Linked DNA regions of Homo sapiens: region 1 is linked to region 2. Evidence: read pairs that join two places in POLR2A ChIA-PET (ENCODE). Cell type or tissue: B cell. All regions are shown on one strand. Links, peaks and the distances in the headings refer to the core of each region. The heading gives the core; the rest is flanking DNA.

The links. Peaks named below come from ENCODE experiments on the same cell type or tissue, not always from the same donor. Only the 100,000 strongest peaks of a DNase experiment are listed, where the experiment ranks them.
Region 1: POLR2A ChIA-PET joins it to region 2 with 7 read pairs; 3 of 35 experiments call an interaction of 5 or more read pairs at or near these places.

Annotation. Positions count from the first base shown.
Region 1 is chr19:12,484,916-12,490,367 of GRCh38, reverse strand. No RefSeq gene overlaps it. Among named protein-coding and RNA genes, the nearest start is that of ZNF709, 2.8 kb to the right of the region's middle. In B cell, for the core only: no CTCF peak of the experiment used is centred there; no DNase peak of the experiment used is centred there; H3K4me3 peaks cover 474 bases; H3K27ac peaks cover 490 bases.
Region 2 is chr19:12,637,154-12,642,404 of GRCh38, reverse strand. LOC105372279 (a long non-coding RNA gene) reads left to right here. Exons shown (of 4, transcript XR_007067142.1): 2 at 2,003-2,340; 3 at 4,965-5,129. Among named protein-coding and RNA genes, the nearest start is that of MAN2B1, 27 kb to the left of the region's middle. RefSeq lists enhancers at 2,180-2,299, 1,856-2,376, 2,330-2,399. In B cell, for the core only: CTCF peaks have their summits at 1,883 and 2,087 (motif pointing left); a DNase peak (open chromatin) is centred at 2,124; H3K4me3 peaks cover 978 bases; H3K27ac peaks cover 798 bases.

The sequences.
Region 1 (5,452 bases), core at 453-5,452, 150 kb after region 2:
TCCCAGTTGACAAATCCAAAAGAACTATGGATGTTTAGAGGGCAATTATCCAAGTTAGAATTGCAGCAAGCTACAGACAGAGGGTATTATTTTGATTTTCATCCCAATTTAGTTAAAAATAAGGTATATGTCTGGCGGCGGTGGCTCACGCCTGTAATCCTAGCACTTTGGGAGGCTGAGGCTGGTGATTGCCTGGGCTGAGGAGTTTGAGACCAGCCTGGGCAACATGGTGAAACCCCGTCTCTACTAAAATACAAAAGAAATTAGCTGGATGTGGCGGTGTGCACCTGTAGTCCCAGCTGCTTGGGAGGCTGAGGCAGGAGAATTGCTTGAACCCAGGAGACGGAGGTTGCAGTGAGCCGAGTTTGCCACTGCACTCCAGCCTAGGCGACAGAGCGAGACTCTGTCTCTACCAAAAAAAAAAAAAGTATATTTGACATTTTCAATCTTTAATGCTTTTTTAAACAAGAGAAGTAGCTGGGTAATTTTTGTTTCAATGATCCACAAAGACCCAAAAGCCCATGAAACTGTCCGCAGGTATCATTTCCATATGGTAGACCTCCAGCACACGTTAGGGAAGATGGAAAAAAAAAAAGTTAACAGCTTTGTGTTTTACTAGAGAGCAATTAAAACCTAATTTTTGTCCAACATTTCAATGACATATATGCATCTCACTATATGTCATTGGAAATTAATGTGATATAATCATTAGTATTTCATTTGACTAGCCCCATCCAACCATACGTCCTATCTTATGAATGAAAAATTTGAAGTATAGGGAGCACAAGGTCTTGCCTACATTCCTATAGCCCACAGTGCTAATGGAATCTCTCCGTCTTTTTTTTTTTTAGATGGAATCTCACTCTGTCACCCAGGCTGGAGTGCAGTGGCGTGATCTCGGCTCACTGCAACCTCCGCTTCCCAGGTTCAAGCGGTTCTCCTGCCTCAGCCTCCCGAGTAGCTGAGACTACAGGTGCACACAACTGTGCCCAGTTAATTTTTTTGTATTTTTGGTAGAGACAGGGTTTCACCATGTTGGCCAGGCTGGTCTTAAACTCCTGAATAGAGACGCCAGAGATAAATCCATACATCTATGGTGAACTCATTTTTGACAAAGGTGCCAAGAACATACATTGGGAAAAGGACAGTCTCTTCAATAAAGAGACTGGGAAAACTGGATAACCATATGCAAAATAATGAAACAGACCTCTCTCTCACCATATACAAAAATCAAATCAAAATCAGTTAAAGACTCAAATCTAAGACCTTAAACTATGAAACTACTAAAAGAAAATATAGGGAAATTCTCCAGAACATTGGAGTGGGCAAAGATTTCTTGAGTAATACCCTACAAGCACAGGCAACCAAAGCAAAAATAGATAAAGGGGTCACATTAAGTAAAGAGCTTCTGTACAACAAAGTGAAAAGACAAGCTACAGAATGGGAGAAAATATTTGCAGACTACCCATCTGACAAGGAATTAATAACCAGAATATAGACCGGGCGCAGTGGCTCACGCCTGTAATCCCAGCATTTTGGTAGGCCGAGGCGGGCGGATCACGTGGTCAGGAGTTTGAGACCAGCCTGACCAACATGGAGAAACCCCATCTCTACTAAAAATACAAAATTGCACATGCCTGCAATTCCAGCTACTGGGGAGGCTGAAGCAAAGTGCTGGGATTACAGGCATGAGCCATCGTGCCCAGCCCCGTAATCTCTCAGTTTTGAAGTTCGAATGTGTGCCACCACCTGTACTGGGCACTGTCAAAAATAGAAAACTTGGCAGGGCACTGTGGTTCACACCCGTAATCCTAGCACTTTGAGAGGCTGAAGCGGGCGGATCACCTGAGGTCGGGAGTTTGAGACCAGGTTCACCAACATGGAGAAACCCCGTTTCTACTAAAAATACAAAATTAGCCGGGTGTGATGGTGCATGCTTGTAATCCCAGCTACTCGGGAGGCTGAAGCCGGAGAATTGCTTGAACCCAGGAGGCGGAGGTTGTGGTGAGCTGAGATGGCGCCACTGCACTCCAGCTGGGGCAACAAGAGTGAAATTCTGTCTCAAAAAAAAAAAAAAACAAAAAAACTCAGAACACTGCAGGTACTGTATCAATGTTTACAAATAAGTCGTCAAATTTGAAAACAGGACTAATAAGACTACTTTGTGTTCCATTTATATGACATTCTGAAAAAGGCAAAGGTATAAAATTGTAAAAGAGAATAGTGGTTAAGAGTGGAGGAGTGGGCCGGGCGTGGTGGCTCACGCCTGTAATCCCAGCACTTTGGGAGGCCAAGGGGGGGCGGATCACAAGGTCAGGAGATCGAGACCATCCTGGCTAACACAGTGAAACCCCAGCTCTGCTAAAAATACAAAAAAAATTAGCCGGGTGTGGTGACAGGCGCCTGTAGTCCCAGCTACTCGGGAGGCTGAGGCAGGAGAATGGCGTGAACCTATGATCAGGAGTTCGAGACCAGCCTGGCCAACATGGTGAAACCCGGTCTCTACTAAAAATACAAAAATTAGCTGGAGTGGTGACGGACACCTGTAGTCCCCAGCTACTCAGGAGGCTGAGGCAGGAGAATCGCTTGAACTCAGGAGGTGGAGTTTGCAGTGAGCTGAGATTTCGCCACTGCAGTCCAGCCTGGGTGACAGGGTGAGAGTCTGTTTCAAAAAAGAAGTGAAAATCAATTGGGAAGAGATCTAGGAATTTAATCAAGATATAGTGTAGACTGTAGGCCTACTGTTTTTCAGGAGATAACTGGAGAATAAGATTTTTCGGGCCAGGCGTGGTGGCCCAGGCCTGTAATCCCAGCACTTTGGGAGGCCGAGGTGGGCGGATCACCTGAGGTCAGGAGTTCAAGTCCAGCCTGGCCAACATGGTGAAACCCTGTCTCTATAAAGAATACAAAAAAATTAGCTGGGCATGGTGGCAGGTGCCTGTAATCCCAGCTACTCGGGAAGCTGAGCCAGGAGAATCACTTGTACCTGGGAGGCAGAGGTTGCAGTGAGCCGAGACTGTGCCACTGCACTCCAGCCTAGGCAACAAGAGTGAAACTCCGTCTCAAAAAAAAAAAAAAAAAAAAAAAGATTTTTTGGGGGAGGGAGGGGGATCTGCAGGTGTCATATCAAAATAGAAATTATTTCTTTAAGCTGGGCATGCTAGTGCACACCTGTAGTCCCACTTACTTGGGAGGCTGAAGCAGTCCAGCCTGGGTAACATAACAAGATTACATCTTAAAAAAACAAAAACAGAAAACAGAAAAATGAACAGAGCCTGAGAAATATGCAGGACACTATTTAGTTGACCAATATGTGTGTAATAGAATTTCCCAAAGGAGAGGAGAAGAGTCTGGCAGCTCTTCAAAGATTAAAGATAGAATTACCATGTAACCCATCGATTCCATTCCTAAGTGTATTCCCAAGACAAATGAAATCCTATGTCTACAGAAAAACTTGTACATGGATGTTTATAGCAACCTTATTAATAACAACTAAAAGGTGGATACAAACCAAATGCCTATTAATGGATGAATGGATAAACAAAATGGGCTATATTGGTACAATGAAATATTGTTTTACTGTAAACAACAAATGAAGTATTGATACAAACTTCAATGTAAATGTCCCTTGAAACAGTTATGCTAAGTGAATGAAGTTAATCTCACAAAGAACACATAGTATATGATTCCATTCCAAGTCTACAATGGGAAAGCTATATAGCAACTGAAAGTAAATTAATGGTTGCTTAGGACAGAGGCTTGGAGGAGGAAGATGGGAAGATAGGACAGTGACAGCCAAAGGCTACAGGGGTTTCCTTTTTTTTTCCTTCCTTCCTTCCTTCTTTCCTTCCTTCCCTCCTTCCCTCCTTCCCTCCTTCCCTCCTTCCCTCCTTCCCTCCTTCCTTCCTTCCCTCCCTCCCTTCCTTCCTTCCTTCCTTCTGACAGGGTCTCACTCTGTCACCCAGGCTGGAATGCAGGATCACAGTTGACTGTAGCCTTGACCTCCTGGGTTCAAACAATCCTCGGGCCTCAGCCTCCCCAGTAGCTGGGACTACAGGTGTGCACCACCATGCCCTGCTAATTTTTAAAAAATTTTCTTAGAGATGGGGGAGGGGGGGGCCTCACTATGTTGCCCAGGCTGATCTCAAACTCCTGGGCTCAAGCAGCCCTCCCACCTAAGTTTCCTAAAGTGCTGGAACTACAGGTGTGAGCCATCATGCCCTGCCCATTAGTAGGTTTGATCCAATATCTTAAGTATATTGAGTTTCCTAGTACATGCCAAATTTACATAATCTTTTGTGGTTTTTTAAATAATCTCAGTGAAAATGGAATTAATTGCCTTATCGATATCATAGCCATTTACATTTCAAAATTCTCTAGGGGCTGGGTGCAGTGGCTCATGCCTGTAATCCTAACACTTTGGGAGGCTGAGGCCAGCAGATCACTTGAGCCCAGGAGTTCAAGATCAGCCTGGGTGAGATAGTGAGATGCTGTTTCTACAAAATAAAAATAAAAAGAAAGAAAGAAATTAGTCAAGCATGGTGGCACGTGCCTGAGGTTCCAGCTACTCAGGTGGCTGAGGTGGGAGGATTGCTTGAGCCCAGAAGGTCGAGGCTGCAGGGGGCTCTGATTGCACCACTGCATTCCAGCCTGAGGGACAAAGAAGGGCCCTGTCTCAAAAACAAAAACCACAAACCAAACAAACATAAAGGATCCACAAAAGTTCTCTAGGGACATAGTCAAAAACTGGTCCGAAATAAATATCCTTCCAGTGTTCAGTTTTACTGAACACATCTCATGGCTTTGGGTTTAACTGAATAATTCCTCACTGGGCACGGTGGTTCATGCCTGTAATCCCAACACTTTGGGAAGCCAAGGAGCATCACCTGAGCCCAGGAGTTCGAGACTAGCCTGTGCAACATAGTGAGACCACCCCACCACCGCCATCTCTACCGAAAAAAAAAAAAAAAGGAACTCCTTCTCTCAGACTAGGGCTGTGGGGTCCAAACTTCCCACTAGAGCAAAGTGTGGGGGGAGGGAAGGGATGGGTGACGGCCTAAACCCTGTCAGTTGTCAAAGATTAAAACGTAGTCACTCTTTGTTAGGTATGATGAGGTCACTCTGTCACTCTAAGTGTCTGTATTTGTAAACAAGAGTCAGAAATCCATGAATGGCCTCGCAGCCTTATGCTAAGTCTGGGAGCGTCTGACCCTTCCGTTCTAGTCTGGCATGGCCCGGGCGTCCTTTTTCGCTGTGGACAAAGAGCCTTTTTCTGGAAACTGAGCCTGGAATTTCCTGCGCTGTGCACGCTTGTGTCTCCGCGCTCAGAAGGAGCTGCAGGAAGACACCAGTGCCCGACCCCGGGTACGTTAACAAATTCTGCTTAGACGCAAATATCCGTGGCAGGGGAACAGATTCCTGACCCCGGACGAATGCAGGTTGCTTAGAGACG
Region 2 (5,251 bases), core at 1-5,000:
GTTGTTCACAGCATCACTGGATACATTTTCGTTCTTTTTTTTTTTTGAGATGGAGTCTCGGTCTGTCACCCAGGCTGGAGTGCAGTGGTGCTCACTGCAAACTCCGCCTCCCGAGTAGCTGGGACTACAGGCGCGGCTTTTTGTATTTTTAGTAGAGACGGGGTTTCACCGTGTTAGCCAGGGTGTTCTCGATCTCCTGACCTCGTGATCCGCCCACCTCGGCCTCCCAAAGCGCTGGGATTACATAGGCGTGAGCCACCGCGCCGGGCCTCTTTTTTTCTTTTTCTTTTCTTTTTTTTTTGAAGACAGAGTCCCGCTCTGTTGCCCAGGCTGGAGTGCAGTGGCGCGATCTCGGCTCACTGCAACCTCTGCCTCCTGGGTTCAAGCGATTCTCCTGCCTTAGCCTCCCGAGTAGCTAGGATTACAGGCACGTGCCACCACGCACGGATAATTTTTGTATTTTTAGTAGAGACGGGGTTTCACCATGTTGGCCAGGCTGGGCTCAAACTCCTGACCTCAAGTGATCTGCCTGCCTCGGCCTCCCAAACTGCTAGGATTACAGTCATGAGCCCATGCCCAGCCTACTGGAAAAGTTTTCTAGGTCCCCTTCCTGGGGCCAGGATCGCAGCCAGGGACCCCAGAGGGCACACAGCTCCTGCCCACCGACTCACATAAGGTACCGTCGCAGAAAGTGCGTCCTGAAATTTTTCCCAAGGCCCCTTTTAAGAAGGGACACTCGCCCAGGCATACAGGGAGGATGAAGGAGGGCACCCAGACCCCAGCTGCAGTTTCCATGGCGACCATTCATCGGACACCTTCAGAAAACGTCTGGAGGGATGACTGGGGCCAAACAGGGAGGGCTAAGGGTGGGCGACTTGGACTTGGTCACAGTCCTATGCAGACGCGTCTGAAGCACCTGCTGAAAACGTTGCCAATTCTGAGTGATAGGAGATAGGAATAGGGGCATGAAGAGAGGGACGGGGAGGGTAAAAGGAGGGGGATCACTGGGAGCCGCAGAAGCAGTGGCGGGGAAAGCAGGGGGAAGGGGAGGTAGAGGGATGGTTTTGATGGGAGAAGGAGGTTCTGAGTAGGATATTGTTGTGGCTTCATTCCCCTGTGGGCCTTCCCAAATGTTCCTTTTTTTTCTTTTCTCTTTCTTTTTCTTTCCCTCCCTCACTCCCTCCCTCCTTTCTTTCTTTCCCTTCCCTCCCTTCCTTCCATCTTGAATGTTCTTCTTCATTTTCTTTCCTTTTTTTTGAGACAGACTTTCACTCTTGTGGGTTATTTTTTATTTATTTTTTTTTTTGGTGTTTTGTTTTGAGACAGAGTTTTACTCTTGTTGCCCAGGCTGGAGTGCAATGGCGGGATCTTGGCTCACTGCAACCTGCTCTTCCCGGGTTCAAACGATTCTCCTACCTGAGCCTCCCTAGTAGCTGGGATTACAGGCATGCGCCACCACACCCAGCTAATTTTTGTATTTTTAGTAGAGAAGGGTTTTCTCCATGTTGGTCAGGCTGGTCTCGAACTCCCAATTTCAGGTGAGCTGCCCGCCTCGGCCTCCCAAAGTGCTGGGATTACAGGCGTGAGCCGCCGCGCCCGGCCTCTTTTTCCTTTTCTCTTTCTTTTTCCCTCCTTCCCTCCCTCCCTCTCTCCCTTCCTTCCTCCCTCCTTCCACCCTCCCTCTCCCTCTCTCTTTCATTTTTTTTGGTTTGTTTTTGTTTTTTGTTTTATTTTTCCCGCGACCGAGTCTCGCTGTCACCCAGGCTGCTGTGCAATGATGCGATCATAGCGCACTGCATCATCTCCAGGGCACATCTCTCCTCCCGCCTCGGCCTCCCAAAGTGTTGAGGTGGTAGGCATGAGGCATCCAGCAGGGCTTCATTCACATTTTCTGTCTGCCTATGGAGGCTGGGATCAGCCCTGGCCATTCAGGGAGTTCCGTGGAGGGTGCCCCGGGCCCACCAGGCCATCCTCTGACCGCTTTGGGCCGAGTGTATTACAGGTTCATGTGGGACCCGAACCAGGCGGTGTAGACTGGGGAAAGTGCCTGTCTGGTGAGGTCCGGCGGGTGTTCGAGCGCCACCTAGGGTCAGTCTGATGCCATCCCCTGAGCTTGGCTGCCGCGTGTATGGGAAGTGATCTGGCTGCAAACCGCAAGAGAGAGTTCCAGGAGGTCGCCGGCGATGACAGAGTCTTCTCGGCTACGACACGCGCCGCCCCATCATGGGCTCTCCTGAGATCGTTACTGCGTGTTGCGGGCGAGCAGTCTCTGAGAATCTCGCGGGCTGAATGTCGCATGAGGTCCCCTCCGCCCGTGGGGACTGGCTGCTGCCGTCGCAGGTGAGCGGAGTAGGGTGCCCTGAGCTTGGCCGCTTTCCCACCTGGTGCCTGCTTGCCCACAGCTTCATTGGCGTTTTCTAGGTCCCCCTGCTGGGGCCAGGATCACAGTCAGGAAGGTCCTCGGACTGCTGTGGGAAGGGCCCCAGGTTCTGCCCACCGCCAGATTGGGCCTGGTAGTTAGATGAGTCCTGAAGACACTTCTAAGCCCCCCTACACAGCTGGGGCCAGGCTGGCCCTGGAGGCTGGAGGGATTAAGTATTCCTGTGATTCTTTGTGGGCCCAGTTATATTTATCCGTTGAACAAGTTTCCAAGACCTCCTGCAGGCTGGCTAGGGATACCTGAAGAAGGCTTCCTGGCTTGGCTGTGGTCACATGCGAGGGGCCTTTTTGATGAATACACTTGAACAAAAGTTTGCTTTTATTAGAAATGGTAGCCAGTTGCGGTGGCTCACTCCTGTAATCCCAACACTTTGGGAGGCCGAGGTGGGTGGATCTCTTGAGGTCACGAGTTCCAGACCAGCCTGGCCAACATGGTGAAACCTGTCTCTACTAAAAATAAAAAAAAAAAGGCTGGGCCCGGTGGCTCACGCCTGTAATCCCAGCACTTTGGGAGGCTGAAGCGGGCGGATCACGAGGTCAGGATATCGAGACCATCCTGTCTAACATGGTGAAACCCCGTCTCTACTATAAATACAAAAAAACAGCCGGGTGTGGTGGCGGGTGCCTGTAGTCCCAGCTACTCGGGAGGCTGAGGCAGGAGAATGGCATGAACCCCGGAAGGGGAGCTTGCAGTGAGCCGAGATTGCGCCACGGCACTCCAGCCTGGGCGACAGAGCAAGACTCCGTCTCAAAAGCAAAAAACAAAAAACAAAAAACAAATTAGCCGAGCGTGGTGGCGGGCAACTGTAATTCCAGCTACTTAGGAGGTTGAGGCAGGAGAATCGCTCAAACCTGGGAGGTAGAGGTTGCAGTAAGCTGAGATTGCACCACTGCACTCCCGCCTGGACGACAGAGCAAGACTCAGTCTCAAAAAAGGATGGGGTCTTGCTATATTGCCCAGGCTGATCTTGAACTCCTGGGTTCAAGCCATATAACGCCTCGGACTCCCAAAATGTTGGGATGACTTCCCTTACCCACCGTTCCCTGCCTTCTCCACGTTTGCTGAGTTGGCCTATTGAGGCCAGGGCCAGCCTTGGCCATTCAGGGAGTTCTGTGGAAAGTGCCCCGGGTCCACCAAGGCAGCCTCTGATATCTTGGGGCCGCGGTACAGGTTAGAGTGAGACCCGGACAAGGTGGCCTCTGCTGAGGGTCGGGGTCCAATCCGGCGGGGTCTTGCCGGTGATTGGGAATTACCTGTTTGTTGGCGTTTATATTTTCTTTTCTTTTTTTTTTTTTTTTTTGAGACGGAGTCTGGCTCTGTCGCCCAGGCTGGAGTGCAGTGGCGCCATCTTGGCTCCCTGCAAGCTCCGCCTCCCGGGTTCACGTCATTCTTCTGCCTCAGCCTCCCGAGTAGCTGGGACTACAGGCGCCCGCCACCACGCCTGAATAATTTTTTGTATTTTTAATAGAGATGGGGTTTCACTGTGTTAGCCAGGAAGGTCTCGATCTCCTGACCTCGTGATACGCCTGCCTCGGCCTCTCAAAGTGCTAGGATTACAGGCGTGAGCCACCACGCCCGGCCTGACGTTTATATTTTCTCCCTGGAGCTAGCCTGCTGCATAGGTGGGATAAGATTCTGCCATGATGCTCAGAATCCAGTTCAGTTCCTGGAAGCCAGGGGCAATGGCAGGATCTTCTCTACAGGCGCCAGTCTGTAGACAGGCTCTCCTGAGATTGTCACTGCAGGACGGGGGTGAGTGATTTCTAAGAATTCTGAAGGCCTACTGGCCCGCGGAGGTCCCCTCCGCTTCTGAGGACCGCCTTGAGCGGTCGCACGTGACTGGGGTCGCCCTCCTGAGGACAGGATCGCAGCCAGGGAGGCCCAGGAAGGCACCTTGCTCCTGGCCTCCAACTCACGTGGGGCACCGTCGCTGAGAGTGAGTCCTGAAATCTTTTCCAAGTCGCCCACCCCGTTTTTTTTTTTTGTTTTTTTTTTTTGAGAGAGTCTCGCTCTGTTGCCCAGGCTGGAGTGCGGTGGTGTAATCTCGGCTCACTGCAACCTCTGCCTCCTGGGTTCAAGCGATTCTCCTGCCTCAGCCTCCCAAGTAGCTGGGATTACAGGCGCCCGCCACCACGCCCGGCTAATTTTTGTATTTTTAGTACGGACGGGGTTTCATCATGTTGGCCAGCTGCTCTGGAACTCCTGACCTCATGATCCACCCGCCTCGGTCTCTCAAAGTGCTGGGATTACAGGCGTGAGCCACCGCACCCAGCCCCAACTCTCCCTCTTAAGAGGACACGGGCTCAGGCTGACAAAGAGGCTTTTAGGATGCCACCTAAAGCTCAGCTGCAGTTCCCACTGTGCGTATTCATCAGACACTTACAGAAAACCTTGGTGATATGGTTTGGCTGTGTGTCCCCAACCAAATCTCATGTTCAATTTTAATTTCTAATACCAGGAGAGGGACCTGCTGGGAGGTGATTAGATCATGGGGGCGGCTTTCCCCTTGCTGTTCTCGTGATAGTTCTCAGGAGATCTGATGGTTTAAAGATGTGCGGCACTTCCCACTTCGTGCTCTCTCCTGATCCCTCCTGCTTCAAGTGAAGACTGACTCGATCCCCAGTAGCCTTCCGCCTTGATAAGTTTCCTGAGGCCTCCCAGCCTTGCTTCCTGTACAGCCTGCAGAACTGTGAGTCAATTAAACCTCTTTTATTCGTGAATTACCCAGCCTCAGGTAGTTTTTTTCTTTTTTCTTTTTTTTGAGACGGAGTTTCACTCTTGTTGCCCAGGCTGGAGTGCAATGACGTGATC